Regions from separate parts of the Mus musculus genome. Here all the other regions are linked to region 1. The links are chromatin loops, found by intact Hi-C in ENCODE. Cell type or tissue: heart. All regions are shown on one strand. Region 1 overlaps Nrp1 (neuropilin 1). Region 2 has its middle 70 kb from the start of Gm32643. Region 3 overlaps Nrp1 (neuropilin 1). Region 4 overlaps Nrp1 (neuropilin 1).

Region 1 (8,000 bases):
CCCCATTAGCCTCCTCTCCTTCTCCTCATAGAAATAGAAGCTCCCCCCTTAGGTACTAGTCCTCCCTTGGACACCAAGTCACACCATGACTAAGGGCATCCTCTCCCATTGAGGTCCAACCAGGCAGTCCAGCTAGTGGAAGGGAAGCCAAAGGCAGGCAGTCAAAGATAGCCTCCCTGCCTAATTGTTAGGGTACCCACATGAAGACTAAGCTGCACATTTGCTTCAAATGTGTAGGGTGCCTAGGTCCAGCACCTGTATACTCTTTGGTTGGTGGTTCATGCTCTGTGAGCCCCCATGGTCCCAAGTTTGTTGACTCTGTAGGTCCTCTTGTGGTATCCCTGACCCCTCAGGCTTCCTCAATCATATCCCCAACTCTTCCACAAGACTCCCAGAGCTCTGCCTGATGTTTGACCATGGTTCTTTGCATCTGTTTCCATCTGCTGCTGGATAGAAGCCTCTCAGGAGACAGCTCTGCTAGGTTCCTGTTTGAAAGCATAGCAGAGTATCATTTATAGAGTCAGGGGTTGGCTGTCTCCCATGGGTTGGGTCGAAAGTTGAGCCAGTCATTGGTTGGCCATTCCCTCAACCTCTGCTCCATCTTTATCCCTATGTATCTTGTAGGCACGACACATTTTGGGTTGAAGGTTCTGTGGGTGAGTTGATGTCCCCCTCCCTCTACTGGAAGTCCTACCTGGCTACAGGAAGTAGCTATGTCAGTCTCCATATCCTCTGCTACTAGGAATCTCAGCTAGGATCACCCCCATAGACTCCTGGTCCTTCTGCCTCCACCCCTAGTGTGCAGCGATTACAGGTGGTGTGCCCTACCTCATCAGACTACAAAATGCTGGCATGAGACCTATGTGGGGAGACCATGCTGCATAAGCACTCTGTCAACCATACCACATCCCTCCACTTCAAATAGCATTTTTGTCAACCTTAGCCCACATGGGAAAGTTAATAATAACTGTGCTGACATTCATAATCTTGTTTTGAAATATCCCCATTCAGGAAAACATAATTACAAATACCATGTTCTAGCAATCCCACGTTGCATATTTTGTCAGACTTAGTAATGAACTCTGCAAGTGCTCTCTCTCTTTCCCCCCACCCTGTGTGTGTGTGTGTGTGTGTGTGTGTGTGTGTGTGTGTGTGTGTGTGAGAGAGAGAGAGAGAGAGAGAGAGAGAGAGAGAGAGCCTGGGGTGTACATAAAGCTGTGTGTCTTTCTCAAACACTTTCCACTTTATGTTTTGAGACATAATCTCTCAGTGAATCTAGACTAGAGCTTATGTGCTAGCTAGACTAGTTAGCAAGCCCCAGGGATCTAGCTCCCAGTGCTGAGATCACAGATCCAGTTGCCTTTTACTTGGGTGCTAAGAGGATCAAATGCAGATCTTAATACTTCCTTAACCATCTCCCCAGGCCATGAGTGAAATCTATAGTTTCCCACATTAAATTTAACATTTGTCTTTAGCCTTTCGTATTTTGTCTGCAGATTTTAAGTGTATGGAGGCTCTGGGCATGGAATCTGGAGAGATCCATTCTGATCAGATCACTGCATCTTCACAGTATGGTACCAACTGGTCTGTAGAGCGCTCCCGCCTGAACTACCCTGAAAATGGGTGGACTCCAGGAGAAGACTCCTACAAGGAGTGGATCCAGGTAGGTGGCACAAGGCTGGGCACAGTTGAGACATATGAGGCACCTGAAAAGGCTGTCAAATAGAAATGGGTGCTATGTCAAACACCCACATGTGAGGAGGGGAAAGAGCCCTGAACAGAATTCAGCCGATGCAAAATGATTACACTCACATACAGAGGTGACTCAGGTGACCCCCAGAAAACATTCTTTTCTTCTCAAGTCCTGTTTACTGCTCTTTCCAGAGTTTGAATAGATACCCTACTTCCCCTACCAACTACACATTCATGTCCTAGGTTGACACCTTTCTATTCCACTGATGAAATGCAGAAATTCTGTCTATAGTGTGTGTTTGAGATCTTTGTGTACAAGTATAGGGGTTTTTGTTTGTTTGTTTGTCTGTTTGATTGGAGTAGAACATGCAGAATACACATGATTCTGTATAGCTTATTGAGGGCACCTGATAACTTGTATTTATGGACAAGTATAGAATCCACATATGTGCATCTTCATTAATGATTCTGTAGCTACTGCTTTTACTAGGCTCCTAGATCCTTCATTACTGCAGCCACACATAGCCATTGGTCCTCATCCTCCAGGTCTTCTACTCTCACCATTTCCCAGGAGCCATCCCTGGTACCACTTTGAATACTCACCCTTGTGCAACCTTGACTTCTGGATGTCTCCACCTGCATGGTTTATTTGTCTTCTCATTGCAACAAAATATCCTACAAAAGTGGCTTAAGGGAGAAAGGGTTTATTTTTGCTCATGGCTTCATGAGCAAAAGTACATCATGGAAGAGAAGATGTGGCAGCTGAGCAAGAGGCAATTAGTCACATTGTATCAGGAAACAGAGAAATATAAATGCTGGTACTCAGCTCACTTTCTCTTTTTTATGCAGTTCAGGACCTCACACCATGGGGTCCACTTTTAGGGTGTGTCTTCTCACCTCAACCTAATCTATAAAATCCCTCAAAGACATGTCCAAAGTTTTGTTTCCTTTGTGATTCTAAATCCTATCACACTGGCAATCATGAGTAACCATCACACCACTACCCAAGGCCCTGTGCTTGGTTTCATGGAGTCTTATGTGAAAATTTTGCTTATATGCCAATCAATTGGTGGAAGAGTAGGCAGAGCCTGTCTTTCATTTATTGCCTGATATATAAAAGTGACTAACTCCCAGGGAGAAGAGTCTCCATGCAAGAAGAAAGTGAGATGGTTTATCCTCTCTTCATGTCTGTTGAAGTTTCAGTCATTTGAGCACAAATATAGTATTCTGTTTTACTTTGCAAAGATCAATATTAGTTTAACATACACTTAAGTGAAAGAGCCCATTACAGGAAAGTGAACTCATGCTAACCTCTGAATGATAACACTGAGCCATGTGGAGAGGGTGGGAAAAGATGAGGTCTCACTCGGGATGGCTGAAGCCTGTGCTAGATGAAGCCAGAGGTGAAGTTAATTTGCTCACGGTAGCTTGTCTTTCCATGTCTCCAAATCCAAAGCAGCTCCCTTTGAGTGACAGACACAGCTCTGAAGGAAGCTTGCATTTTTGCAGTGCTAAGCATGTCTGCATGGTAATGCACTTCTATTCTGGGTAACATAGACATTACTCAATAACAGAGACCCTGTGGTCCTGCAGGGGTTCTGAAACTGCCATAGTCGCACTTCTTCTGCGTGAAACAGTTCTTCATTGGCAGAAATACAGAGACAAAATGGGCATTCCCAAAGCACTTATCAATGGGATGGGATCTTAAGAATGCTCTCCAAACCTTTCTCTTGTGGGATAGTGGAGCCAGGAGAAACATGGAAATAACACTCCCCAGGATTGTTTCTATTTATATTCTTCCACCACTGGACTGCCTGAGTGCAGGGGGTCAGACCTTTACATACCGGGCTGAACAAGGGGTGGCTGTTATCTGAAAGGCAGAAGAGGAAGGACAATTACTGAAGCTGTTGAAGTTCCTGTAAAAGCAGTTCATGTCTCAGTGCTATAGCTTTGCCACACAGCCACGTTTAGCCTACCTCTCCATAGGGAAAGGGACATACTATATTCAGTGAATGTACTAATAAGAGTGGCATCTGTCATAATCTCCTTCCCATTGTTGCTTGCCTCTGAAGTGACCTGGCCACTTAACAGCTTTTGGACACTATTCTTTTTGAGGTAGACTCTCACATAGATCAAGATGCCCTTCAACTCCCTACATACTTGAGAATGCCCTTGAATTTCTGAACCGCTTGCTGCCCCATCCCGAGTGCTGGAATTACAGATATGGATCAAAACACCTGGCTTTATGTGGTGCTGGAGATGGAAACTCAAGGCTTCCACCCTTTCAATTAGCTTCATCCCCAATTCCAACACAGCACAGATTTGATCCAATCCCATAATCCTGGAAAGAACTGAAACTCCTTCATTCTAAAAGCAGAGACACTGAGGCTGAGGAAAATCAGCAAGTAGTCAAGGTGGGACCCTGAACTTGGGAGCAAAGCATGCAGAGCTTCCAGAGTGACCTGCTTCTTAACGTCACCAAGTGTGGTGACTTTGTCATTCATTCTGTTTCACATACCCGGTCACTCTCATGAGCACCAGACTCTGTCCTCCTCTCCTCTCTCAGTGAAGATGCTCCTGTTGGCTATGTGTAGAGACTTTGCCCCTCAGTGGCTATGAAAGGTGACCATCATGAAAGCTGAGCTTCTCCCTCACATTGAGGTAAAATGGTCTTCCTTTTCCCTTGGCCCTCACAGCTCATTTACACACTTATGTCTGTGTTCACAGCAGGAGCAGTTATCATCCACCCCTCACCTAATTATGAATAATTTCATGTGCTTCCAGCTTTTCTGAAGCTTCTTGGAAGTGTTTGGCTGGTTGTTTTCATCAGATAGATGTTTTATAAATTAACCAACAAGTACAGTGTAATTCAGCAGATGAAGGGCCGAGGCAGGCGCTGCTAATCACGCAGCATAGCACGTACAGCAGTACACACGTACACTTCTATTTTTATGCACATGATTATGCAGATGACATTTGTCTTGATTTTCAGCTTTATCCCATTTTGCATGAAATATGCCCCCACAAAACACGTTGCTGTAGCAACAACTAGAACAAATACTTGCATGTGTTAAGTTAATAAAGCAACATTGGAAACTGGCTTTCCTTAAAGACAGGAACAGCCTTCGGTTCCCATTGTTTTCTCTAGGAAATTACCAAGTAACATTTAAAAAAAAAAACAACAATGCATCGTTAGCCATGGATATGAACGTCCACACTGGCACTTCCTGTGAGATCTGTTGTCTGCAGGAAGCTTCAAAACAAGAGAAGGAGCCGCCTGGTAAGACGGAACATGTAGGGAAGTCCCGACTGGAAGGTTCTCCAATGGCCACACCCTGCTCAAGGCCACTTCACAAAAAAAAAACTCTTGTCAGTGAACACAGTTGAGCACACTATAACACTGTTCCCCCAGAATACTCCATTCTATGGTCTGTATTCTAAGGTACTTATTAACCATAATCTTTCTTTTTCACTGTATCCGTGGTACAAATAAAATCCTTATTTTTGTATACATCATTAAAGTCTAACCTTAGACTTATGGAAATGAAGTCCTTTCCTTACAAAACAGTGATGTGTCATTTAGTCACTGAAGCACCTCCAGCCATAGCACTAAGAATCTCAGAGAAACACAAGCTGTGTTTTTCTTTTCTTCCACAAAAGTACATATCATGTTGCATTTGTTCAAGAAACATGGTCTCATAGATACTAACTATAGCCATTCACACACAAAGCAGAATTTAATTTGTTAATTATTCCAATGTTTTATTAATGATGGTGTTCCCCACACTGTAAACAGATTTATCCTTCCAGCTTTAATTAAAGCTCTTGGGAGCATTTTCCTCAAAACAACTGTGACTTTCCCTGATTAAAATGCCAGGAGATTAAAAAAAAAAAAAAAAAAAAAAGCAAAGCTACAGCAAGAGACACAAGACTGGGTGGGAAATGAACTCTGCTGATCCCAGATAAATAAAAATGGCAGCAGGGAATAATCGATTATGACCACTGCCACCCCCAACCCCCAGTGATTTCAGAAAAAGAATTATTTGATAAGCCAGCTTATTCTGAAACTTCATTCTTCTCTAAATAGGAAAGCATTGTCTTTTGTAGGAAAAGAAATTTTGTAACACCCTATTTATGGCTCCAAAGGAGCAGAAAGCAGTTGGCTTCATAGCCACATTCTGTTTGTTTCGTAAGTTAGCCCTAGTGTGGATTATTCACACCTGAACAAACCTCTAGGAAAACAGTAGTCAGTTATAACTTGCTGGCATTGGAATCTGAGGGAACCTGAAGCATGGGACAAGGACTGGGCAGATAGCTGTGCAAGCATGAGGCCTTGAGTTGCCCCCTGATCCTATGTTAAAAAGCCTTCTATAATGGAAGTTGTCTGCAATCTCAGCACTGGTGAGGAGGAAATAGGAGGACCCCTGGGGCTTGCTGCTATCCCTGTCTAGCCCATTTGGAGAACTCCAGGAAAGTGAGAAATTCTGTCTCAAAAAAACAAGGTAGACAGACTCATGCTTCATCTCTGACTTCTGCACACACACCATATACACACAAGCATTGAATTGTCTTTTAAGAGAAGACAAAACCAGTTGGACTTCTTTCAAGGACCAAACGAAATAAATGTTTCATCCTTCAATCAACATTAATATACATTTTAATCATCTTTTAGGTAGGAAAAGGTGCTTGCTTATCCAGTTCCAAGAGATGGATTGGAAGTCCTTGCTTTGCAACCTTGAGAGTATTCTTCAAATTGAAAGTTAGAAAGTGACGTGATTTATCATAAAGATGTAGACAGCTATTTATGTTAACAAATTTTAGACAGTGTTTTCTTTCCCTTTGTGCTTTCTGGACCGATCCTTTGTTCTCAGTGCTAAGTATGGAACAGGTACCTCATTTGAAATCATTTTCAAGTTTCTAGAAATTGCCAGCATCTTTTGGGTTTACAATCTGTAATGCTTTCTTCATGATCTCTTCCATCTGCCAAATTGACTAATCCAGAATGTGTATACAGCAGGGTTATTCTGACTGTAAACACTCTGTGTTTATACACCAAACACTCTAGGGGGTGCATTAACTCATTCAGATCATTAGCAAATTGCTGAAATTACAATAAAATGATACTTTATAAATCTGTAACTAGAGAACTGACAGAAATAGCTCACTAGGTTTCCCAAATGTGGAATGGTGCCTGTAAAATATAGTCTTAGCCAAATTAGGAGAGTACAGGTGTTCAGTTCAGTGTGCATTCGTGTGTGTGTGTGTGTGTGTGTGTGTGTGTGTGTGTGTGTGTTACAACTAATATTAGTACTCTAAATGTTTGCCTGGAAGGTATATAAATTTTACTTTAAAATATTCCTCCAGGTCAATCTTGGCAAGTCCTTTTACTCTGAACCTACAGACTTCTATTTACCAAATAGACCAGTTTTTTGCACAGGTCTGATACTTAGGCTGTGTTCACATCAAAACCCAGGAGTTCATTGTTGCAGAAGCTCCTGTCTCCTGAGCCACATTTCCTAAAATTGTCTTCCAGACTTTAGTCTTTAAGATTGCAGGTCATTTGAAGGTCATAAATAGAGATACATTAAATTCAGAGTTTCAGGGTTTTATTATTGTGGGTAAGCAGAAATTCATGTAACATAATTGTTTCAATATTTTAGCTGACTATTTTGTCCTGTAGAAGTTACCAAGATGGTTTAAATAATTTTGGTTAAGTTGACCACTTAATTCTGTTTTAGAAATCAGACAAATGATTTTGCTAATGGGTATTTCATGTCAGCGCTCCCTGGAGAGCATGAATAATGTTTGCAAATAATGTTGAAAGGCCCACTGTTGTTCATTTAGAACTGTGCTGAAAGGGTATGTGCAGTTTTGCCTTCTCATTACTGTAATGACAGTGTCTTTTTTTGAACCTACATTCACAGTTACATCCTAGAAGATATTGTTTCTCCTTCCTAGGACACCTCAACTCAAAGTGTAGGACCAAAAGTTGGTGTTAACATCATTTCTTTTGTTTGCCCAGGCCCAAAGACCCAGAGATTTGCAAGACCATGCATCAAATGAGAATGTTAACACCCATGTTACTACCCAGCTCTTAATAAGCTATGTAGAGTGTGTATCCATCTGATATCTTGAAGAACAATAGAGCTTTGAGTCCCAGCTGGCCTCTGCTTAGTCACCGGTTGGAAGGTGATATATAGTAACTAGAGTCATCACTGCAGAAGCTACAATTTTGACACAGGACTGGACAGTATGTGAACAAGTTTCTTAGTGTGGGCAGGACTCAAACTGTATAGGATAGGTTGGTT
Region 2 (8,000 bases), 130 kb after region 1:
ACTCGTTCAACAAAGCTATAAAGAATATTTTCTTTGTAACTAAAACACACAATGATGACCACAGGAAAAAGTCCTTTCCCATGTATACCTTTAAACTCTCTTGGCTCCCCATGCTGAACTAAGTGTCTGAATCATTTCAACAAACTCAACTTCATAAGTTATGAAAAGTGTCTGTTCCAAGCCTCCACTGAGCATTAATAAGCCATGTTCCCCATAATGTTTCTAGGAAGAACCTTTAAAAAGCTGTCTGCTGTGAGTGAAAAAGGGAAGGCCTTACTTCTCCAGGCCTTGTGTCTAGGAAGTGTCCACTTCATACATGGTCACAAAAGGTTACTGGGAAGTAAGACCCTAGAATGGAAGATGAGTGGCACAAGGAAAATGGGAGGGGAAGGGGGGAGAAAGAGAGAGAAGAGGAAGGGAGAGAAAGAGAGAAAAAGGAAGAGGAGGAGACGGCAGGGAGTGAAGGAAGGAGGGAGAAAGAAGGGAGAGAGGGAAGGGGGAAGAAAGATTAATATGGAATAACAGCATCTTAGATAAAAGTTGAGGGATTTGATTGTCACTTCTGAAAAGAGTCCTGACAAAGGGGAGACTGACCCCCATGCAACCATCTTATAGATATACATCTATAGTGTGTGCACTTATAGATGATCTGGGTGGGGAGGATGTGGCATTTTGTTAGAACACAAGGACAGAACACAATGCACCATACAGCACATTAAGCAATCCCCTGGCAGACAGATACCTAAGGTCTATGAAAGCCAGCCACCAGACTGCGATGTAGCACAACAAGTTATTACACAGCCTAAGACTTCCAAACTGGTACTTTGGCTAGATAGTCTTGGACATAAGAAGAATTGTGTTGGTCATTCTATTAGTTATTAGAGACAGAGAGAGAACTCATTGACACAGATGGCTGGGTCTGTGGCTATGAAGATTGGGCAAGGCAGTATTACAGAGCTTCTGGTGAGCATATTGCCACACAGTACCTGACTCATATTTTTCCTCCATAATCATTAGAAAAGAATGAATTTTTGAAAGGGGGCAACACAATGGTCTTAGTAAGCCAGGGCTCTGCTGCCTACCATCTGTGACCACCCAGGCTTGCTGATAGAATATGCTTCATTCCTAAGCAGAGCCATAACTGCTTTACACATGAAACTACTGGCTACAGTCTGCAGCCCACAGCATGAGAATGGAATATCTTTGTTGGCATGTGGGGGGAGATGGTTAAATTAGAAGTATATTACAATTCTTATATGGGTCAATGAAACCTTCCTTTAAATAGTCCATAAAAATGGATTTTTCAGAAAAAACATACACAGTACTTCAACATACAATCTATAAGAGGTACATGCAAGGGTGTATGCATGTGTGATGGTCAGCCTCAGTTGTCTTTTTCAGGAGTCTTCTACCTTGTTCTTTGAGACAGGTTCTCTCACTGAGACCTGGAATCTCCAAGCAGGCTAAGCTCACTAGCAGTGACTACCGGGATTTTTCTGACTCCACCACACTTAGTTTGTTGCTGTTGTTTTGTTTTTAAATATCATTTCAGGGGTCAAACTCAGGTATTTTACCAACCAATCTATCTTCCTGCCTCTGAATGTTTTTAATATAAGATTAAAGATTAAAGCTTCAAGATACAGCTGAGTGGTAGAGCCTTCACCCAGTGTTTGCAAATAAGGTCCTAGATTCCATCCCTAGACTGCAAACAAAATGAAACCATGGATTCCCAGACAGGGATCAGAAGCCTGGACTGTGTTGCTGAGTTATGCTGGCTGTGGGGCTTTAAGAATGCCAGGGGAGCACTCATCCAGGTAAGCAACAGCCACAGCCCGAGCTCTTCAATCTCTTTCATTTTCATGCATTTGTGCATTGCAATGATAAGCCTCACACTGCATGCAACCTCCAACCTCATGTATAGAAACTAATTAGAATAAAAACTGAGTTTTCTATTCCAGGATGCGCTGTTCTGAAAGCTAATATTTACTTTTTAAAACAACAGGTGCCCCTAACAGCCTGTTGTGCCTTGGAGTCAAGTGTCTAAGGAACGGGGAAACTGCCATCTGAGAGCTGCTGACCACACTGGGTCTTTATGTCATGATCCTTCTTCATTTCTTTTCCTTCTGAATTTTCAAGCTGCTTATCAGGGTAAGTCAGCAGTGTGGGGCCCCTTCCTTCTCTCTGCAGAAGGATTTCACATGGCAAGCTGGAATTTCCTTTATTTAATATGCTTGAAAAATCTACAATGCTCTCACTGATTTCTTCCTAAAGTAGGGGTATCCAGTCCCACAGTCATCACTGACAAGATGCTCAGTGTAGGCTCTACACAGCACCATAGTAATTTATATTTCTCGGGGGAGGAGTAAACGCTGACAATTTCTGTCATGCAGAACCTGAACAGCCAGCAGAGCTCAGAACACCCAATGTGTTCAGGAAACGGTGTAAAGGACCCAGCCATGGCCAGAATAGCTAAGCACATGTCAGACAATTACTGAGGTGAGATGATAATCATGAATTAGAAAAGACAATAAAAAAGGGCTGGAAAGAATGGCTAAGTTGATAAAGTACCTGCAATCAAAGCATAAAGACCTGTGTTTTATCCCCAGAACCCAAGCAAAAGCAATCACAGTCCTACACATTTGTAACCCCAACCCTGGTAGCCAGAGAGGGCAGGATGATAGGGGGACTCCTGGACCTCAATGACAAGCCATTCTGGCTAGCCAAATTGATGAACTCCAGGTCCAATTGAGACCTTGCCTCAAAAATGAGGGTAGAGAACGGCTGAGGAAGATACCCAGTGCCAACTTCTGAACTCCATATACAAGTATGCATTCACATTCACAACACATGCACACACATACACACACACCACAGAGAGAGATGGGGAGATTAAGGGAGGGAGGGAGGGAGGGAGGGAGGGAGGGAGGGAGGGAGGGAGGGAGGAAGAGAAGAGAAGAGAAGAGAAGAGAAGAGAAGAGAAGAGAAGAGAAGAGAAGAGAAGAGAAGAGAAGAGAAAATAGAAGAGAAGAGAAAAGAGAAGAGAAGAGAAAAGAGAAGAGAAGAGAAGAGAAGAGAAGAGAAGAGAAGAAGAGAAAATAGAAGAGAAGAGAGAAGAGAAGAGAAGAGAAGAGAAGAGAAGAGAAGAGAAGAGAAGAGAAGAGAAGAGAAGAGAAGAGAAGGAGCAAGGGATGTTCTACTGAAATAGGCTATCCACTTTCTTTCCTCCTATCCAATTATTCATCACTCCAGGTATGGGACCTGCTGTTTATGAAACGTTAATATTTCATGGTAACTAATTACAGCTGTTTTGTTAACATTACCTCCATAAGGCATGGTGCCAGTAGTAATTTTTAATTTTATGCAAATTGTGACACAACTGTTTTGTGTGTGCAGGAGCAGTGGGAGTAGGGTGCACAAGGAGGTCAACTTCAGGTGCCATTCCTCAAGAGCCATCTTTTCTCAGGAGCCATCTACATTGTTTTTTTGAGACAGGGATTCTCACTGAGATCTATAAGACTTACCAATTAGGCTAATTGGTAGCACCAATTATGTGTGACCAATAAACTTCATTGATCCTCCTGCTACCATCTCCCCAGTGCTGGGATTACTTACACAGGCATCACCACATCCAGCTTGTATATAGGTGATGATAGGAACAAAGCTCCATTGCTCATGGTAAGTCTTCAGGCATTCTGCCACTGAGCTAACTCCCAGCCCACATTACCATCTTTTACCTTTAGAAATCAAACCATAACATGGAGTAGAAAATAGATGTTCCAGACTCTGCTTTTATTGAATTTCCCAGAAATGCATGAAACTAAGAAATATTTCCTAGGATTATTTTGTGGAACAAGTTCAAAAGTGTCCCATGGCTGAGTTGACTGAGCTACTTCTGGGTCTGAGCTGGGAGTCTAAAAGCTGCAGCCCAGGCAGCCCAGGCTATCTGAGCCCTGCCCGCACAGGGGAGAGCAGGGAGGATAACACTGCAGCTGGTAGCCAAGACCACCATAGGCTCAGTCTCGAAATGATGAGCTCAAGAAAGAACATGTCTGTTTTGATTTGAAAAAAGGAGGGGTCTTTGACATTCAAGGAGCTGAGGAAATGGAGTTAACCCTCCTGAGGACATGTCAAGGGGAAGCAAGCACAACTGCAGCCCCTCTGGGGCCCTGCACTGGGCACCAGGAGCCATTCCTGACAGAGAGACTATTAAACACTGGAATGAGATGCTCTGGAGGCTGAGGCGACCTCTACTCTTGGCAGGTTTGGAGATTATTAAGTAGATTCCCATCTGCTGGAATGAAAGTCACGGGGTGAATGCTGGATGGCTTTCACAGACCTGGTTCATTGAAGGTCTTCACACCCCTGTGGTTAGAGGAAAGGGAGCGGTAAGTGGCTCTCCACCCACTCCCTTAGACATTTCCTTCCCTGTCAGAACAATAATGTTTTTCTTATCTTTTCTGAGAGTATATGTATCCTGAAGAAATTGCTACTTTTTGTTTGTTTTTTCATAAAAAGTGCCAACTGTATCTGGTGGTTTTCTTTTCTTTTTTCTTTTTTTCTTTTTTAAAAAGAAGTCTCTGCAAGGCAGTTGGAAGGTTTGGACAAAGCCATTGTGCAATAGCCAGCCCAGAGTTTACACAGCCAGGTCTACACAGTTCTTGAAGAGAAATTAAAAAAAAAAGCTAAGGCAGGGGTGGATCTCAGTGTTCTCTGTCAGCAACTTTGGGGATTCTGTCAAATTCTGAGCTCAAGTAAGACTGCTCCTAGCATTCAGTCAGGGTGCTTCAAAGAAAACCCACAGGTTTCTCATAAGTCTCTGGCCTAGAAATGTACAGAGTGGAATACCATGAAAACAGTTTCACAAAACAGGTGACTTCATGCATGCTGTAGGAGAGAGCATAGGACTTCTGTACTTGACAAGGTCATCTTGGGAGGAGGACCAAAAAAAAAAAAAAAAAAAAAAAAGCAAATGAATTCCTCTGTTGATTTATCTTCCCATAAAGAGTAGCCATTTGCACTTTCTGAGCATCAGATTCTTCATCTATGAAATGAGCATTCACGTCTTTTCCTTATTTATAAGGTCACTGTGAAAGCTAGCTGAGAACATGTTTGCAGGGCATGTGATACAGAATATACATCTGGTGTTAATGGTGTCCTTTACCCTGTGGGTAAGGGGACATCTGAATCTCAAACTTAAATGAAAACCCCTGGGAAACAACTGGCAAAAAGATTCCCAAAACTTAAAGGACAGATCGTGCCCATTAAAGCCATCAGCCGTCACTTTCCATCTGTCTTCCTGTAGCTCCCTCTCTCCTGGGCATTCTGTGCATTCCCAGATGCAGAAGTTGCTGTGAGACTCATTAAAGTCATTCAATTGTTCTTTCTTCCCTTCCAGAAGAATTAAGGGTGTCAAGGCCCAGATGCTGCCCTAGCACTTTCCCACAACAGAGACTCCCCCGTTGAAAGAAATGACCTTCTGACCCTGTCCAACTAGAAGGTTGTGGATTTCTTGAGTCAGGGTCACCTAGGGTGAGTTATATTCATAGTTGTTCCTTCCTCAGAGCTGTTCTGGGAATTTGGGAATTACAAGTCATGTCACACACACACACACACACACACACACACACACACACACACACACACACACACACGGTGTACACACCCCGCCTGATCCATACAGAAGCATCTACATCTGCATTCCACATCCACACTTCCTGAGTGCTTTGTTTCCAATTCTAATTTATCTTATACCAATGGGTTAGTCTAGAACTTCAGCCTCCTGCTTACAGTACTTCCCAATGGTCTAGGGAGCTGGCTCAGTTGATAGAGTGTTTGCTTCACAAGCATAGGGACCTGATTTCCATCCACAGCATCCACGTTAAAAAGAAACAATAGTAACAAAAAGACAAGGTGGTGTTCCTGTAATCCCAATGGGGCTGGGGCTAGATTTCAATGGAACTCACTGGCCAGCATCCTTGTTTAATTGTTGAGCTCAATGACTCTTAAGAAGTGACACTCAAGATTGACCTATGGCTTCCACATACATATGCACACACATGTGTACCTGTGTGAAGATATTCTCTATTGACTGACCTGCTCACTCTTCACTAACTGTTTCAGGAAGAATCCTGATATGAATATAGCTGGAACTTAGTCCTCCTAACATGCTATGAAACAAGTACCTTCAGCCCAAATCAGGAAAACAGAGAACTTGGAGGTCTCACTACTACTGACTAGCCAAACCAGGAACAAATTCAGGCTGAGCTCCAGCTATTCATAGGAGACAGCCTGTGAGCGTTTGGGAGGAGCCAAATAAAATGTACATTGTTTTTAGTTTTTTTACATTGCTGTGACAACATATCTGATAAAAACAATTTGAGGGAGGAGTTTAGTTTGTCTCACAGTTCAAAAGGGCACAGTCCATAATGGAGCTAAAGCATGGCAGCAGGATCCTGAAACAGCTGGTCACACTGTACTGAGGATTGTGGTTTCATTAAAAACATAGAAAAGTTATGTGAATGTTTTTTGTTTGAATCCCAGATGTGGGCTATGGGGATGCTTCAGATTGTCCAGTGCAGCTAAGATAATTTGTTTCATGCTCTGGCAGGGGTATGATTTTGCAATCTGAAGATAGTTTGTGTTTGCAATTCTGAGGACTCTTCAGAGGGTATATAAATGCCAGAGCCCCTGCTGCTGCAGTTTGTCAAGTGGTTGTGAGCAAAGTGACACGAAGAAGAAATTGGATATCCTGATGAAGAAGATCAAATTTGCCCCAATCAGCAGGAAGTAGTCTAATGATATCTATAACCTCCTTCCCCTCTAACCCTCTTTATCAACTACCTAATATTGGGGTGTTGGAAGGGATAATGGTGTTAAGGAAAAAAAAACAATAAAATAGCCAAGAAGTCTAGTTACATCACACTACACCCACAGTCAGGAAGCAGAGACAGAGGAATACTAGCCTTAGCTCTTTTTCCTTCAGTCTAGGACCCCAGCCCATGGGGTATATATTCCCACTAAATTTACTTAAGCTAGAACTTCCTCACAGGCATGTCCCAAAGTTTATCTCATGACAATTCTTAATCCTGCCAAGTTAACAATAAGTTTTAACCTTTTGGCTGTGGCTGCTTCTTATCTGTGGAGTGAATGTAAGGTTTCATTTCCTCTGAGTTGCAGAGCCATTTCATTTGCACAGGGTCCAAAATTTAGGCAAATTCTACATTTCTCAGGAAGGATTTTTTTCTTTTATTCAACATAACTGTTTCCAGAAGTGCAATGGGTGTCCTTAGTGGGGCATGAATGAATCCTACAGGGGCTGAAAACTACTATGGGGAGTCTGCCACCAGAACAGGGATGCTGCTATCATATGGACTTCATCTTACCCAGAGCTACTGCTTCCGGAGTCTCACTCTGAGCAGCCTGGTACGGATAGTCTTTGAAAGATCCCGAGGACTGTGTTAAGCATCAGTTTACTATCCCACCTGGATTCCCAAATACTGAAACAAATACTCCCAAATACTCCCAGACAGCCTCTATCTCTTCCTGCTGGTCAACCTGCTTAGATCTGAAAGCCATCCTGTGAGCAACTCAACTTTCCTGTCTGAAGCTGAGGACTATTTCAGGTGCAAATTGATATCTGATGGCATTCTGATATGTCCATGTGCATTAATGGCTGTGCCCCAGAATCCCCATAAGTATTGAAGGCAAGTGGTTATTCATTGCATTGTGGAATTTTCAGTTTGCAGATGATGCTAGCCTTGCCCTAGTTGCCTTAGAAATCTATTCTCTGATGTCCTGGCACCTCTGAGTATAACGATCCCAGGGTCACACTTAGGTCTGCCCTATGCGCAAAGGGGGAAGGTAAGGTTCTAGAACCCCTCTGCTTTGGTTTTGGCTACTGTGCTAAAAATTGAACCCAGGCCTTTGCACATACCATGCAGGAACTTTTCTGCTGAGCTACAACCCCAGACTAACTCCTTTTGCTTTAAAGGAAATTATAA
Region 3 (8,000 bases), 65 kb before region 1:
TGGGGAGCAATAAAAATTTCACAGACATTGGGTTAAAAACATTAAGAAAATGAATGTAAGGCTGCAGAAGGAAAAAAACCTACAAAGGTGGAGCTGGAGAAAGAGGCGCAATGGAGTCTTTATGGATGAGGCCCTGTTCCACTTTGGTTTCTTAAATCATGAGGATTCTTTTCTCTCTCTCAACTTCTACTGCATCTTCTCACCATCACCAATGATGGGCATGTTTCTGAATTCTATGCAGCTAAAGAAACCTTTCATTCCTATAACTCCATAGAAATCACAATGATTAACTAGAGATCATAGTCAAATCTGGGGGAGGAAGGATTGATAAACTAAGTCACATTGTGTTTCCTTATTGCTATTTTTAAATTTTCCTGTTTATAAGCTAGGAGACACTACTGATCCAATTTACTTTTGAAGAATACAAGCTCATTTATTAAAACTTAATTTGCCCCTTGTTTTTAAAATCTGATTATCCCTGCAAATTAAATTTCATAATTTTTTAGTTATGTAATTTTACATATTTAAATGACATAATTTTACAAAGTCATTTATTGGCTGTCCCATTTTTGTTTCCCTGATTAATATTTCCTAATTTCATTCCTGTTGCCCAGCATGAATTTTTGCATCAAGTTTGACTTTTTACTGTTATATTAAAAGCTATATTTCCTGAGGAATTGTTTCTGGATATGAGTTTGTATGTATATGTTGTATTTATGTTGGTATGTGTGTGTGTGTTTGTGAAAGGGAGAGTATATCCAAGACAAGCCCTTCCATCTAGTCTTTAACTTTTTAGCATCACTCAGACTAAAACAATAGCTTTTATTTTACACAGATACATACACACAGACATGGGCACACACACATAGTCATGCCCACACAGAGACTTGCACTGGAATAGATACGGGCATGCACACAATTATTGACACAGACACAGACGTGCATACACACATAGACATGCAGCACTCAGACATGGGCACACATACACACAGGCATCATGCACACACGCAGACATGGCCTTGCAGAGACATTGACATTCACACTTACACAAAGACACACTCTTTCCCTTCTGATAAGGAGTCCTGTCCTGCTGAAAACTCAGCTTATTTTTCCCAGTGGCTAATGTAGAAATATCTTATCTTTACTTAATATGTTAACAGGTACCTTATAACAAACACAAAGTCTCCCATCTGGATCTACTTTCTATGCAAAGGGAATTCAGAAAATTCTTCCCGTGTTTGTCTTGAGGCTGGGAGAGGTATGTCCATGCTGAAAACAAAACAAAACAAACCATGATTGTTGGGTGACTTCCTCAGCAACTCTCCACCTTATGGTTTAGAGGTAGGCTCTCTTTCAAGTTGAACCTGTAACTCACCAGTTTGACAAGAGTAGCTGTCCAGTGAATTCCAGGGACCCTCCTATCTCATCTTCCCCGCACTGGGTTTGTGGGCTCAGTTTTTCACATGACTGGTGGGTATTAAACTCTGTTCTTCTGTTTGCACAGTAAGCACTATACCAGCTGAGTGGTCTCCCCAGTTCCTCTTCCCTTGTTTTAATGGATCATCTTATAACTTCTGGTTTTTATCTTGTGTGACTGTTCAGTGCTTTATGGGCAATATGAAGGGGGCACTGTCAAGTTCTGTTAAAGTGAACGGCTCTTGAGAAAGTAAGAGTGAGGCATCTTGGGCAATGTTGGCCAGTACCTGCAGCACCTCTAGTACCACTCAGGCAAGTAACCTTCTACTTTCTTTTGAGTCTTTCCCCTATTAGCACTGATTTAATTTAAACAGGGTGTTTAATAAAAGGGTTTTCTTCATTTCCTTTAGTATAAGTTCTCACACTTGATAGTGATGTTTTGAATGTGTCAAGGTAGGTTTGGCTAGATATTTGTGTGATCTAAAAGAAACAGCCAGGGGTAGAAAGATGGCTCAGTGGATGAAGTGCTCCCTCACAAGCTTGATGGCCCAAATCCAGTTGCTAGATTCTAGGTAAAAACACCAACCATGGATGCATACCCTTGTAATCCTTGCAGTGGCGAGGCAGATTCTTGGAGCCCACTGTCCAGTCAATTTAGCCAAAAAAAAAAAAAAAAAAAAAAAAAAAAAAAAAAAATGGAGGCATGTCTCAGAGGAAAAGGTAGAGAGAGACAGATAAAGATATCAGATAACCTCTTCTGGCTTCTGTTTGGATTCATGGGCACACACCTGTATAGCCACCCAAAACACACACACAATCAGTTGAATGAATGAATGAATGAATGAATGAATGTAGAGAACAATTGGAAAGACTCGAAGTTAAAGCTCTGGCCTTTGTATATATGTGCACATGTGTACACACACATCCAAATCCAAATTCCATCAGAAGCTAAAGGAGTAGTCTACTTGAAATTGTGTCACACTGAATCAACAAGTCTGTGGTGCTCCCAACTAGAATTATTTTGGGAATACAGGAGCCTGAGAAAGGACCAGGGCAGACATGTGCCTTCAGCTTCATGTGTGTTTTCAGTTCTGTCCTTCCCATCGTAACTTTTGGTAGATACACATATGTTGACATGCCTCAGCAACAGCACACATAGGACATGTGCCCAAGGAGAGTAAATGATAAACTTTACTAATTGCACATGCCTGTTCATCAACACTGATAATTGGTGGGGGCGGTGGGGAGGGTTAGTGTTCGGATCAGGTTCCAAATGCCTTTTAATTGGGTGTTTGTCAGGAGTCCTGAACGTGACAGGCAGTGACTTAGCTGTTCTAGCTCCTCACAGGAATGGGCATCCAGCTAGTCTGTGTTCAGATGGCCTGTGTCTAGGATCTAGGTCAGTTAATGCTGTCATCTGGCTGAAATGATGCAGACAATTCACAGAGAGACCAGGAAGCAGTGTGTCTGCTCACAGTGACTACATTCTTCAAACAAACGGAGGCAAACAAATCACCAATCATCTCTTGGCTCCTGTCAACTCAACTGCTTAAAAACATTCATGTCCACTAAAGAAATATTGGCCTTATAACATGCTTCTTTCCATCCAAACTCAGTATGTATTTACTGAATTTCATTAGCTCAGAGTGGCTTTTATCCTCCTCTCCTTTAAATTCATATGTGTATTCATGTGCATGTGGGATCCACTTGTTTCTGCCCATTCCATTCAGCCATATCAGACTTTTTCACGTGGAGGTTGAGGATCCAAATTCGGGTCATCAAGCTTGTATTGTATGCACTTTCCCCTCTGAGCCAACTCCCTAGCTCTCTCCTTTACATCACCATAGACTGCTTGTAAAGAGCAACTTGGCAGCTTCTGACTTGTCAGCTTCGCCCTGAGTATGTATGCTTGGGCATGTGATCTCACTTCTTTGTCTCACGTGTTTTAAACACCAGCGATATGAAGTCAGAGAAGTGCAAATTAAATGCCCAAGTACTCACCTGTTATACCAAGAACCTGACTGTTGCTGTTTTAGCAGGAGGTACATTTGGGCCATGCCCTTTGTGCGAAAGACTTCTGAACTGTTGCCAGCCATTTTCTTCCCTGAACCATCTCCTGCAAATGCTTAAATATAAACCCAGTAATTCAAAGATGGAGCTTTTCGAATAATTAAAGCATTTGTGAATCCTGCAGAGGGCTGATTGGTGATTTCCTACTCTGCCCAAAGTTGCTGTCAGCTAGGAATGAAAGTCATGGTAGGGGTGTCTAAATTCTGGTGCCTTTGGTTGGTGGTTTCTGAACACAAAGCACATGTTACTCTAAGGTTTGCCCAAATCTGGTAGCCAGGCCAGGCATGGCATGAGTTTATACTGTTGGTAGTTAAATGGATGTTCCAGGTACCAGCTGCATATTTAGTCCCAGACCCCAAGTAAAATGGCCACATTTCCTTGTAAACACTATACAATTACTTAATCTCAGGCAGATGTCATAAAAGTTCCTCATAGTTCCCCATTCACCATGTTTTATACTTTTATTTTCCACTGTGGCCCTGGAAGAGGTTAGGGGAGAATGGTTGCCAAGGCATTTGCTTTCTATGACAGAGGAGTTTTCTGAGAAAAAACAGACCCCGAAAAGTATTTTGTCGTTATCTGGAATAGATACTTTGAACAAGCAGCCAAATCAGGACAGAGGTGTTTCCTATGGCTTTGGTGACAGGCGAGCCTGTCATGGGAGAGCTTCCAGTTCCCTCCTAATGTCTCATTCTACAAGATCTTAAGTTTCTGAAGACCAGGCAGAGATGGTCAAAGCTATGATTCTTATGCAACATTGCAAGATCTCCTCTGACTCTCTCATAAACAGATATTGTGAACAGAGCAGGTGCTTTAAGGGTCTAGCTACCACAGACACATGATGCAAACCAGAATTTAGGGAAAAAAATCAACCTAAAACGTTCAAAAATATAAAGTTTCTCATTTTAAATGGAGCAAGGAACATACTTGATACAAAGATAAGATGGCCATACAGAGCCCCACTATATGGAGTGTGCTCACATCGTCTCAATAAGGGATGGCGATGTTTGTTCTTAGATGAGTTGAGAAAGTAGACATTAATTTCCTAAATATGGTTATAGAAAAAGATAGAATGATAGTTAGAGTGAGTAAAATTTTTAGTTTCTAGAGATGATCGATCATACTTTGGAAAACATGGTAGACCACAAAAATGACAAATTCCAACTAACCGAACAGTCTGGGCACTCTCTCTGCCTCACTATTGCTTTGCCCTCCTGGTCTGACACTCCTTTATTGAGGTGTCCCTTTCTACTATTTGGTTAGTGTTAGTATTCCCTCGGGTGGCTTTCTCCTAATTTCAAGGTCTTTGTCTATGTTTCTAGGCTGTGCTGAGCAATACACTGTGTATGTTGGTTCAGTCTCAAGGCATATTTTCTGTTTCCCTCCTTTGCTTTCTCGCCTCATGTCTGATGTATGTGCAGGTTCATTACTGAGAGCTGGGGATTCCTGATTGCCAGGGGACCGTGTTGGCAGTTCCCTGGGAGGAAAGGCTCTGGTGAGAATTGAGGCCAAGGGTTATAATTGCTCCTCAGCCATTCATTCCCATCTGCGAGACAGGAGACAGTTCATATGGGCTGGGTCCCAATTATATGTGAATGGTGTGATTATAGCCAAGTTAGCAATGCCGCTTTGACAGTATCAGCTGGTGTATATGGGGAGATGAAACAATGGACCGGGTTACTTACTGTATAAGGTCATAGGCACAGCTTCCTTCATCTTTAAATTTTGTGTTGCATGTATTTACGTGCATGTGCACGTGGACACATGCCTGTCATGATATGAGTGTGAAGGCCAGAAGACAGCCTGTGAGTGTCAGTTTTCTCTTACCCTTGTGTGGGTTCTAAGGATTAAATTCAGGTCGTCAAGTTTTCCAGCAAGCAACTTTAGCTGCTGAGCAATCTTGCCAGTCCTCCAATCATTTGATTATCATATATTGGTTATAGACAATAATGGGTCTTTGTTCCGTACATTATCTTCCCAGATAGTCCCCTTCTGACTTCTAACTTTCATGCCTTTTCTCATGCGTGCAAGTTCAGTGAACCTCACTGAGGCCTCTTTTCTTCTGGAAGTGTGCAGTCTTCCTTCCTCCGATATCTCAGGAACACAATGCTGATGGATACAAGACAAATGTTAAATAAAGCCTAGGTATGACTCGGGCAGGAAGTGCATCCGCAGGTTTTGTTCCTTAAAATAAGTTCAGACTGTAAACAATAACATCCGTATCCTTGGGAGGAGACACAAATATTTCCAAAGTCGTGCATACCTGCAGTGAGACAGCCCCAAGAACTTTTCTCTGTGGTCTTGAAAAAGTGATTGGGCTCTGATCAGTCTCTAAACATCAGATAGGTGGAGTTTGCTAGCATGCCTCCTGGAAGATGGTATCTCAGTATCACACACTTGATAATAAAAACTTGTGTGTTTCTTGTCCTGTGTATTCCTGAGGGCTTGGAAATATGCCCAGCCCATTCAGAGTGTGAGCCAGCCAGTGCTTTAATCCCAAGGCAGGAGCCATTTTGTAGGACAGACAAGCCATTTCAACCATTGTGACCAATAGTGGTCTCATGGATTTTTATACCATACATTCACAGGGAAGGGCTACTTTGAAAATTAATATTTAAAACAGGCAACTCACATATTCATCCCTTCTGTTAAAACTCACTTATGTCCTTTACATTGCCATCTCCTTCCTCCATTTCTAGCTTCATCAGATTCCTCAGCGGTGAAGGGAGAATCTTGGAAGAACATGTTCTCTGGGAGGCCCTGGAATGATAATAGATGGGGTGACCATTTCCAGTCCTTGTTCCCAGATCATCATTATGACCAGCTGTTGAGGACATGAATTATATCTGAAATGCCTGGGAAGGACTTCATTTCATTTCTTTTGAAATGACACAGGTGTGGCCAGGAGCCCAGCTGAAGGGATTGGCTTTCCTTTTTTTGTGGGAACCCCTGAGTCAAAGGGATTCTGTAGGATTTTCTCATCATTGAAAAGAAGAATTCTATCTTGGGTGCTGTCACCCTTTAAATATGTATTCTGTCCTGCTCCAAGAACTCCTGCCTCAGTCTCTCCAAAGCTATGCTTTCCTCTCAGTGCCTGGAACTGTGTGTGTGCCAGCTGCAAGTCAGGGCTTCATTCTGGTCTCTCCTGACTCAAATGCTACCCTCCATAACTTTCCAGACTATTGGTCATTACATGGTCCTAATTTATTTTATGTGTGTCTGTGAAAGAGTTGTTCAAATGTGTGTGCCATGGTATGTGTAGTTAAAAGTCAACCTCCAAGGTCATTCTTCCAGGGTCATCATTTTGACTTTGGAGGCAGGGTCCCTTATTGAACATGGAGCAAACTGACTAGGCTGGGTTGGTTGGCCAGGGAGCCCAGGGACCCACCTCCTTCCACTTCCCGGGCACTAGAATTATGTCCAACTTCTCACATGAATGGTGCGATCCAACTCAGGTCTTCATGCTTTCGAGGCAAGCGCTGTACTGACTGAGCCATCTTCTCATTTGATGGGCCTGATTTCTTTGTTCAACATCCATAACATCATCTCTTCCTCTCATCTATCTCACAGCGTCCACTTTTCTGTGTTGTAGCACCAGCTTGGCTGGGGCTTCTCCAGCTGCTCTGGATCCTCTTTGAAGGACCTCTTTGATCTCAGCCACCTGGCCTAGTTAACTCCAGATCTTTCTAGTTTGTTGGAATCTACATTTGCCCCATTTTCTGGATGATGCCTGCCTAGAAGACTTCACTTCCATAAAGAAAGAATCACACTTATACTGCCCAAGCCATTTTCTGTTTTTGTTGTCCCTTCATCCCTGTTTCCCCAAATTTGAATCTCTGGGCCATTCTATGATCTCTGCTTGTTCCCCAAGTCTTGCCAGTTGAAATGTCTCAGAGTCATGCATCTTCAATCTCTCTCAACCTTTTTCTGTCACAATCACATTCTACTCCTTCCTCCTACCTCAGCACTCCCCAAAGCACTTTCCCCATTCTTACTCTGTTTAGAAACGTCAGAGTTCTCTTTTGCCCCCTTGCCTGCCCGTGCCTTTCAGTCATCCTTGTGTATTGTTGGATCACGTCTGGGCTCACATCCAACCCACCTTTGCATAAATTTAACACAAATAATTGAGGGTCCCTGCTCCATCTGGCAGCTGTATGTGCTGAATGTGAGCATCTCTGCTAGAGAAGGTGGCCTTGTTTGTGGCCCCAGCAAAAAAGGCCTAAATGCACTCTCTCTCACACGAACCAGCAAATGGAACCCCTGTGTCCTGGGTAGAGAAATAACAGGAGCAGAATCTAAGTGAGCCGTGGAGTATTTCCTAAGGTGGAGAGGAAGGCATTCACCTCATCCTGGTTCACATTGCGCCCTTTCTTTTAAGATCTCTCTCTCGTGTGTGTGTGTGTGTGTGTGTGTGTGTGTGTGTGTGTGTTACCCTTTCTTGCCCACCTTCCGTTCCCTCTGATCCCCTTCTTCTTCCCAAATAGTCCATCTTCTACTCTCTTTCATGTCACTGT
Region 4 (8,000 bases), 51 kb after region 1:
GGGAGAGGGAGAGGGAGAGGGAGAGGGAGAGGGAGAGGGAGAGGGAGAGGGAGAGTTTTCTAGGAAACTGTGATCACATAAAATCATTTTTGAAGAATTCAGTTAACCCAACCTTTCATCTGTTAAACACTCACTCTGTGAGCCTACCTGCCGCAGACAACTTTCGACAAACAAAACCCATGCCTCCTGAACTTACACCTGACTTAATTAACTCTCTATATGTAAAACACACACACACACACACACACACACACACACACATCCTGAGCTCACCTATCCTAAGCACTTCTAAACCCCTAGAGCAATGGTTCCCACCCTGTGAGTCCCCACCCCTTTGACAAAACTCTACTCCAAAAGTATTTACATTCTGACTCATAACAGTTATGAAGTAGCAATGGAAATAATTTTATGGTTGGGGTCACCATAACATGAGGAACTATATTAAAATGTTGCAGCATTAACAGGGGTAAGAACCACTGGTCTAGTCAGCATAGACTCACATTACCCTTTTGGCTAAATGTGACAGACCTTATGGCCAGACCTACCAACTTTGGCCAGACTTTGGGTATCCAATGTAATAAAAGCCAGTAGGAGTTTTCTCACTTGAACCCCAAGAGTAGGGCATGTGGGGAAAAAAATTGATTCTCTCTTGAGCAAGTACTTATCCAATCAGGACATTCAGAGTCTGTTCAAATTCTCCTGGGATGACATGTCTGGATATAGTGGGGAACAAATACTCCAGACAATGCTATTACTCACAAATAATTCTGACATTCAACTGAACTATGCCCCTTGCTAGGAACTGGAGACCTTGTATCTCTATGTTTTCTGGCCAAAGTTAAGTTGCTTAACCCCTGAAGTTGCTCAACTGCAAACCCTTTTGAAAGGCAGTGAGTGGGAGGTGAAATTTCACCTTGAGCCACAAGGACCCAACAGTGGAATTCAGCTTACAGCCTGTAGCAAAAACTGATCATGCGTATCAGATATGAAAGTGACTGTTCACCTTGAATCTCTCTCCTCTCAGACTACTGGGGACTGTATGCTAATGTTTTCTGGCCTCCATCCAATCCTGCCATCAGAAACTCCTGAACTCTCAGTGTGCATAATCCCTCCTTTCCAGTGCCTGCCTACTTTACTGAGGCCATGTGCATATGACCCTCCTTTAGTATTTGCACTCTGGGAGTGGGACATGGTAGTTCAAAGAGTCAGCTCAGAAACCTCAAGCTGTTCCAAGAGCAAAATATTGCAGCTCTGTAATGCATCACAACACATTTAATGTGAATTCTGGTCTGTGGAGCTGTAAGAAAGGACAGGCCTGTGCAGAGATCATCACAGATCTGCATGAAGTGAGGCAGAACACCCTGCAGTCTCTCCATGCCTCTACCCTAAGTAGGACAGGGTTTATACTCTGGAATGAAGATCAATTCATTGGGGTGAGGAAGATGGCTTAACAGACAATGCACTTACTACACAATCATGAGAAGCTGAGCTTGGATACATGTAAAAAGTCAGATGTACCAGTGTGCACCTATAATCCCAATTCAAGAGAGGCAGAGACAGGATCTCCTGTAGCAGTTGGCCAGTTAGTTTAGCCAAATCAGTAAACTCTAGGATTATTAAGAGGCTCTATCTCAGAAATAAAATAGAGAGGTCTGGAAAGGACTCAATGGTTAAGAGTTTGTATAAAATTTGAGTTTGGGTCCCAGCATCCATGTCAGCTGCCCATAACTCCAGTTCTATGGGATCCAATGCCCTCTGGCTTACACACACACACACACACACACACACACACACACACACAGAAAGAGAGAGAGAGAGAGAGAGAGAGAGAGAGAGAGAGAGATGGGAGGAGAGAGAGAGAGAGACACCAGTTCATTTAAAATATACATAATTTAAGGTAATGTGGAGATCAATTGAAAAAGACACTGCAAAAGATGCTGACCCCTGGTTTCCACACCATATCTATCTATCTATCTATCTATCTATCTATCTATCTATCTATCTATCTATCTATCTATCTATCTATCTATGCACAGTAACACAGAAGACCCATTACCTGCACCAGAATCTGTGCAGATACACTAGAGAAGAATGGTTCCCTTAAGCCCCTAAATAAAAAGCAGCACAGCATTGTTTCCCACACCCAGTGAGTCAAAGACTCATCTGAGAAGCTCTGGAAAATAATTTATTTCAAGGCCTTTTCTCCCAGAGATTCTGTTCCCACTGAGGTCCCCGAGGGGATAAGTAGGAAATTAAAATGACTAATCAAGGTTATTCTTGTGGCAAGTTTGAGAACACTGTTTAGGGACCTGGCAGGACTTAGTAGAGCCCTTGCTTCCCAAGAATGAGTTATAGTGCCATGTGTTTATAATCCCAACACTGGGGGTGCAGAGATAGGAGGGTCCCTCGGGCTTGATGGCTAGCCAGCCTAGCCTAACCAGCAAACTCCAGGTCTTAGATACAGACCCCATCTCTAAGGAAATGACTCAAGATAATATTGACATCTGAGATTAACCTGTTGCTTCTGTATATTGTATCACACACATTCATGGACACACTGACACACGTGTATAGATATGAATGTATCCTCATATGCAAGAACCACACACACACAGAGTGAGAGAACACTACTTAGAACAGCCTAGACTGATGGTGAGTGGGGAAGGCAGAACAACCACGCAGAAGAAAGTTAAAGTCTGTAAAAGACTACAACCCATCCCCTGACAGAGATTCCCAAGGAAGTCCCAGGCTGAATCAAAGCTGAAAGAATTCACATAATTACCGTTCAATCCTCAAGTCCCTTGGGATTGGGACAAAGTGTTTATCCCCTTTGCCTTCAGATACCTTCCACCACTTCTCCAAAACATTCTGAGCAGAATATTTGTTCTTGGAAAAAAATAAACAGCTATGCCATAGGAAAGAATGAAGCAGGAAGAACCATGGCCATCCATTTTAAACCTTCAGTTTTAAAAATACCTCATGGGGACTGACCTCATGACTTCCCTGAAGGCACACTTTTCAAACTCTAGAAACTATTGGATGCTTCAAGGTATAGGTCAAGTTTAATACTTAAGTCAGTGAGAAGGGTAGAGCCCTGGCATTTCACTGTTGAAACAGAATGCTGCATTTAGCCCTAGCATAAAGTCCCCAACTCCTCATGCCTTCTGGATGCTTTATGATAAAACATGCTAGGATATAAGGCATACTTGAAAATCACTATGAGAGTTTTCACTACCATAACCAGTAAAGAAGAGAGGTGCAGGTAATGCATTTGCTAATTAGCACATTAGTGTGTATGTGTGATATTGTACAACATAGAGAAAATCTTTATTTGTTCATTTAAAAAATTGTAAAGCAAATGTGTAAGGTTTTTTTTTTTTTTAAGTAAAGCTGTTAGAGTTGGGACTATGGATCAGTTGATAAGGGGCTTCCTGTCAAGCCTAAGGACCTGAAGTCAGCCCCTAGAATACACACACACACACACACACACACACACACACACACACACACACACAAAGCTGAGTATAGTACAAGCTTGTAGGTAGATAATGGGTCCCTGGGACTCACTAGCCAGCCAATCTAGCCTACTTGTGTAACCCTGTTTCAAAGGAGCCAAGTGATATTTCTGACATGACACCGCAGATTATCTTCTAACATCCACATGCACATGCTCCTGCACACTTAATGCAAATCTTCACACACATGTAAACATACACAAAACATAGCATGCATAAAATTAAAACAATCTTATGGTAATGTTGTTTGAATTAGATAGACTAAGATTCAGTCAAATGTGATTGGTCCTGGAAGGAACTAAAGTAAGAGTTTTCTGTGAGAAATGTCTAGAGATGTGAGCTTGAAACATTGTTGCACACTGCCTCTGTTTTCTTATTTTGGTATGCCGCTGCTCTTATTTTTCAGGAGGCACCACTGTCCTGGCCACAGAGAAGCCAACCATTATAGACAGCACCATCCAATCAGGTATCAAAATCTAATGTGTCTATATTCCATGTACCCCTTCCAATCCCACTTACCAAAATAGCATCACTGAGCTTCCTGGCTTCAGTTGCTCTAAAGGCCTAGGAGAACAGCAAAGCTGTAAAAGCCACATGCTTTTGGTACCCAGTAAGCCCCAATGAACAGGGTTCCCTTCCTCATCAGTCATTGCTGAATGACATGTCCCAGCTACCCCCCTCCCCCCAGGGAATTGAGAGACATACTTTGTTTAATTACAGCACAGCTCTGATGTGGCCTGTGTTTGCAAACTAGAAGAAGGAAAGAAATCTCACAAGCCACAGCCTAACTATTTATTTTCATCACCATTCTGCAAAATCAAGAAGCGCAAAGTTTGTCTGTTGTGCCTGCCACAGAGTTGGCAGTTTTACAACAGCACTTACCACAAGACTGGCTCAGGAAACCAAGGTTTACACTGTGCCCGGGCTGAGAAACACCCTGGGAGCATCCCCCTTATCCTTTAGCTCAGAGGAAAACCCAAGGACTCTGTCCGCCCAACCGTGCGTGCGGGTTATCAAAGGCTGCCCTCTTTTGTTTTCTGTTAGTATTCTGTGACATTCTTCCCCACAGACTCACATGAAGGGAAGCAGTTGTATAAGCAACCAGAGGTTTTTTTTTTTTTTTTAAATACTTTAGAGTTAATCATTAGAGGAAGGTGAGAGGGTCAGCTTCCCAGATTCTTCCATTTCCTTTATTGAAGTTCACTCAGCCTTGGCCTCTGCAGTCATTTATTAATGGACCGTGTGGTGTGTATCGGTGTTTCCTCCACACTGACTGCCTCACAGAGGACTAGAAAGGACTTCCCTAATTAGCATGCTTCCTTAAAGGCCACTGTTACCATTGACCTAATTAAACTGTAAGACAAACTTCTTTGGAACTTTCCCCCAGTTTTCAGGAGTTCAGCTGACAAAACGCTTGCTCCCGCATCCCAAACCCCTCAGACGTTAGGCAAAGGAAATCCCCCAAATGCTGTGTTCCTGCTCATACCTGTTGTAATTTGACTTTAGTCACAGTGTCTGTCTGCAGATATTTTACTCTTCCCTGTCTGTTACCAGGAGGACGGCCCTGGTCTGCAAATGGGGCTTCTCTGTGGGGGTGAAGCTGTAGGACTATGACTCTCAATATACTGTCTTTGGCCCTCTATCAGAAGAGGATGAAGGGAGTATATGAAGTTGTGATGACGCCATGTACATTTTAGTTGCTCATCTAGTTTCTTTTCTTGCCAGAAGTGATTAGAAGCACCCTGAAGTAGTCTCTCTACTGCTTCGTTAGTCTCTCATCTCCTCTATTAAACGAGCATGGCTATCTTCAAAAAGCATGAAAGTGAGAGTCATGGTGACCACACCAGGAGAGGTTTTGATAACACATTTGCTTTCAACAGGACCTCTTGGTCATGCTTGTGAAGGTCTTATAAACAAGGGGCTGTCAGCCCAATCTTAGCATTCACCAAAGTCAGAGGGCAGGTGTACAGCGCATGAATCCATAAGATTTGTTACTACCACCATCTAGACAAAGACTGGTTCTAACAGCCTGGCTGATCATAGAGATAGACAATGTCTATATGGTTTCCTGTTTATTCCATTGTCTGAGTTATAAATCTGGTCTTCAGCTCCTCACTGGAGGGTCATGAACTGTTGACCTTTAAAAGCTATCTGTTCACTGCAACCTTCTGGTTAGGTCACTGCATGGGCCTCACAGAGATGGAATGTGCTTCCAGACAGAGGTCTAGCTCAAGGTGAGGCTGACCACACCTAAAACTTGATGCATTACAGGCCTCTCACACTTCACAGATGGCCTCAGACAGACCCTATGTCTTCATCAAAATTCTGTTTACCTGAGCAGTTACAAACTAAGCAAAATCTTAAGATTCTGTTTTAAGAACTGAGTGGGTATCTCAGTAAGTGTATGCAAGCACTTACCCCTGCTGTGCAAGCATGAATTCCTGAGTTCCATCATCAGAATCCACACAAAAGCAGAGTATATGGAGCATGCTCAGAGATAGAGACAGGCAGATCGCCATGGCTCACTGACTAGCAGGCTTGGCCTACATGGCAAGTTCCAGGCCCCAGTGAGAGCCAATCACAAAACACAAGATGGATGGTGCCTGAAGAATAACATTTGAAATTGACCTCTGACTTACACATAGATATACACACATACATGAACATGTGCATACACACACACACACATAGAGGAGAGAAATTTATCTTGAGGATTCTGATCAATACAAGAAACTCAGCAGGAATACAATATCCATATACTGCCTAGGTTGCTGTCATTAGAGGCATAAAAGGGTATTCATGCTTGGACAGACCCCTCTGTTTAATGCAGTTCTCTTTACAAAGGACTTTGACCCTCTGAGGGTCTTTCCACATCCTCACAGCAGCTCACAGTATGTTGGTGACTTATGATTGTGTGGGCTTCCATATCCCTCTTGCTTGGACTTTAGGACCAGCTGATAACCAAGCAGTGATCATACTAGATAGGAACCTCGACTTGAAAATTAAATCCTTGCTCACATCCTGTGCTTAATGACCCAACTGCAGGCAAGATCCTTTCAGCAGCACAGCTGGCATTTGCTCACAGAGGCCATAAATTTGTTTTAAGTTCAGAATATTGTTTCCTGCTATTTTTAAGAAGGGATTTAGTCCAATTATTACTATTGAATTTAATGAGAACTGTGCACAACTCCAGGGCCTGAGTAATAATTTAAAAGCTTAGCCATCAGGGTCCCTGCATCTTCATATCTTTCCTCTACTCAACTTTCTTCTCTTCTTTCTCTGTCTTTTTCTTCTTCTTTCCTGATCCTTATGCAGCTTTTTGGCTTTTTGTTTTTTGTTTGTTTTTGGTTTTATTTGTTTGTTTTTCCCTCTACAAATGTCTGTTGATACTTTGGATGATTGGTCACCTTCATATCCAAGGTGAATTGTCAGCACTGAATTCTACAATCCAGATCCCAGCCCCACTGAAATGCATTGATTTGTTTTTTTTTTAATTTTTTGGCCATTTCTAAAATGCTAAGTTCATATGCTTTACAATGTCATCAGAATGTTAGCCAACATAATGCACAGTGTGGTTTTCTGGGCCAGAGAGCAAATTTTATGTGTAAGCAAAGTAGATGGAACCACTTATGAAGCTTTTCTGCCCTTTTGCATATCGTACAAAGCAGACTGAAGAGAAAAAAATAAAAGTCAAAAACCTCACACTTTCACATCAACATTTCCTACCATGAGGTTACACAACAGTACATTCCGGGACAAGGATGTTGACTATGCCATCTGTGAAAGTCAGTTTTGCTGCCCAAGGGCAGTAACTTCAGGAGAGATTTTTGAGCCTCATGAAGTTCCACTTCATGCTTCAATATCTTACACATGAAAACTCCCTCTCCTTTGACACTCAAGCTGTCCTTTTGCACTAGCTGACTCTGTACAAATGCTCACATCATGTGACCAACTTCTCTTTTGGAACCAACTCTTCCCACCCTTTGAGAGGTCACATTACCTCCTGATTATAAGGACTTATATCCTACTTCCTTGTGATTATTCATAGAGCGAGTTCCTTCCAAAATCTGACAGTAGCACTTGAAAAAAAAATCCTTGGAAACCAAAACATGCATAGTAAATCATTCTTATCAATTTAATAAATCTTTCTATTAAAACCCCTCACACCATTGTTCAGTGGGGGGAGGGGCACTGGAAAGCCCTTGAAGAGCAACTGAAAGGACTTGAAGAACTTCATATCAAACACTTGGGCAAGTTAAAGAAATGCTAAAAAAAAAAAAAAAAAAAAAAGACGTGGTCTCTGTCTGACCCTAAGGCAGCCCATAATAGCATGCTTTCCTTTATTGTATGCAAGTCTTTTCAAGACTCCACTTCAGTTGGACAGACACCCATGATGTGGCTCTATCCAACTCAATACTGCCATCTCGTGGACTACTAATTTCAGGCTTGATCTGCCTGGGGACTGGACAAAGATCTCATCTTTGT

The links. A loop is a pair of places that touch in the nucleus more often than their neighbours do. Peaks named below come from ENCODE experiments on the same cell type or tissue, not always from the same donor. Only the 100,000 strongest peaks of a DNase experiment are listed, where the experiment ranks them.
Region 2: it touches region 1 in a loop (28-fold over the local background); 4 of 42 quality-filtered maps call a loop at or near these places.
Region 3: a loop joins it to region 1, with 2.9 times the contacts of the local background. A loop is called at or near these places in 5 of 42 quality-filtered maps.
Region 4: it touches region 1 in a loop (3-fold over the local background); 5 of 42 quality-filtered maps call a loop at or near these places.

The regions. Positions count from the first base shown.
Region 1 is chr8:128,432,713-128,440,712 of GRCm38, forward strand. It overlaps Nrp1 (neuropilin 1), which reads left to right. Exons shown (of 17, transcript NM_008737.2): 6 at 1,497-1,663. Among named protein-coding and RNA genes, the nearest start is that of Gm32643, 56 kb to the right of the region's middle. In heart, no CTCF peak of the experiment used is centred here; DNase peaks (open chromatin) are centred at 3,239 and 4,949.
Region 2 is chr8:128,558,539-128,566,538 of GRCm38, forward strand. No RefSeq gene overlaps it. Among named protein-coding and RNA genes, the nearest start is that of Gm32643, 70 kb to the left of the region's middle. In heart, no CTCF peak of the experiment used is centred here; DNase peaks (open chromatin) are centred at 4,303 and 5,423.
Region 3 is chr8:128,367,916-128,375,915 of GRCm38, forward strand. The region is part of intron 2 of Nrp1 (neuropilin 1); the gene reads left to right. Among named protein-coding and RNA genes, the nearest start is that of Mir1903, 13 kb to the left of the region's middle. In heart, no CTCF peak of the experiment used is centred here; DNase peaks (open chromatin) are centred at 2,826, 4,106 and 5,746; H3K27ac peaks cover 1,595 bases.
Region 4 is chr8:128,483,976-128,491,975 of GRCm38, forward strand. It overlaps Nrp1 (neuropilin 1), which reads left to right. Exons shown (of 17, transcript NM_008737.2): 12 at 3,922-3,981. It overlaps Gm32643 (a long non-coding RNA gene), which reads right to left. Exons shown (of 7, transcript XR_003947627.1): 1 at 4,398-8,000. Among named protein-coding and RNA genes, the nearest start is that of Gm32643, 5.0 kb to the right of the region's middle. In heart, CTCF peaks have their summits at 4,569 (motif pointing left) and 7,939 (motif pointing left); DNase peaks (open chromatin) are centred at 2,286, 4,386, 7,426 and 7,926.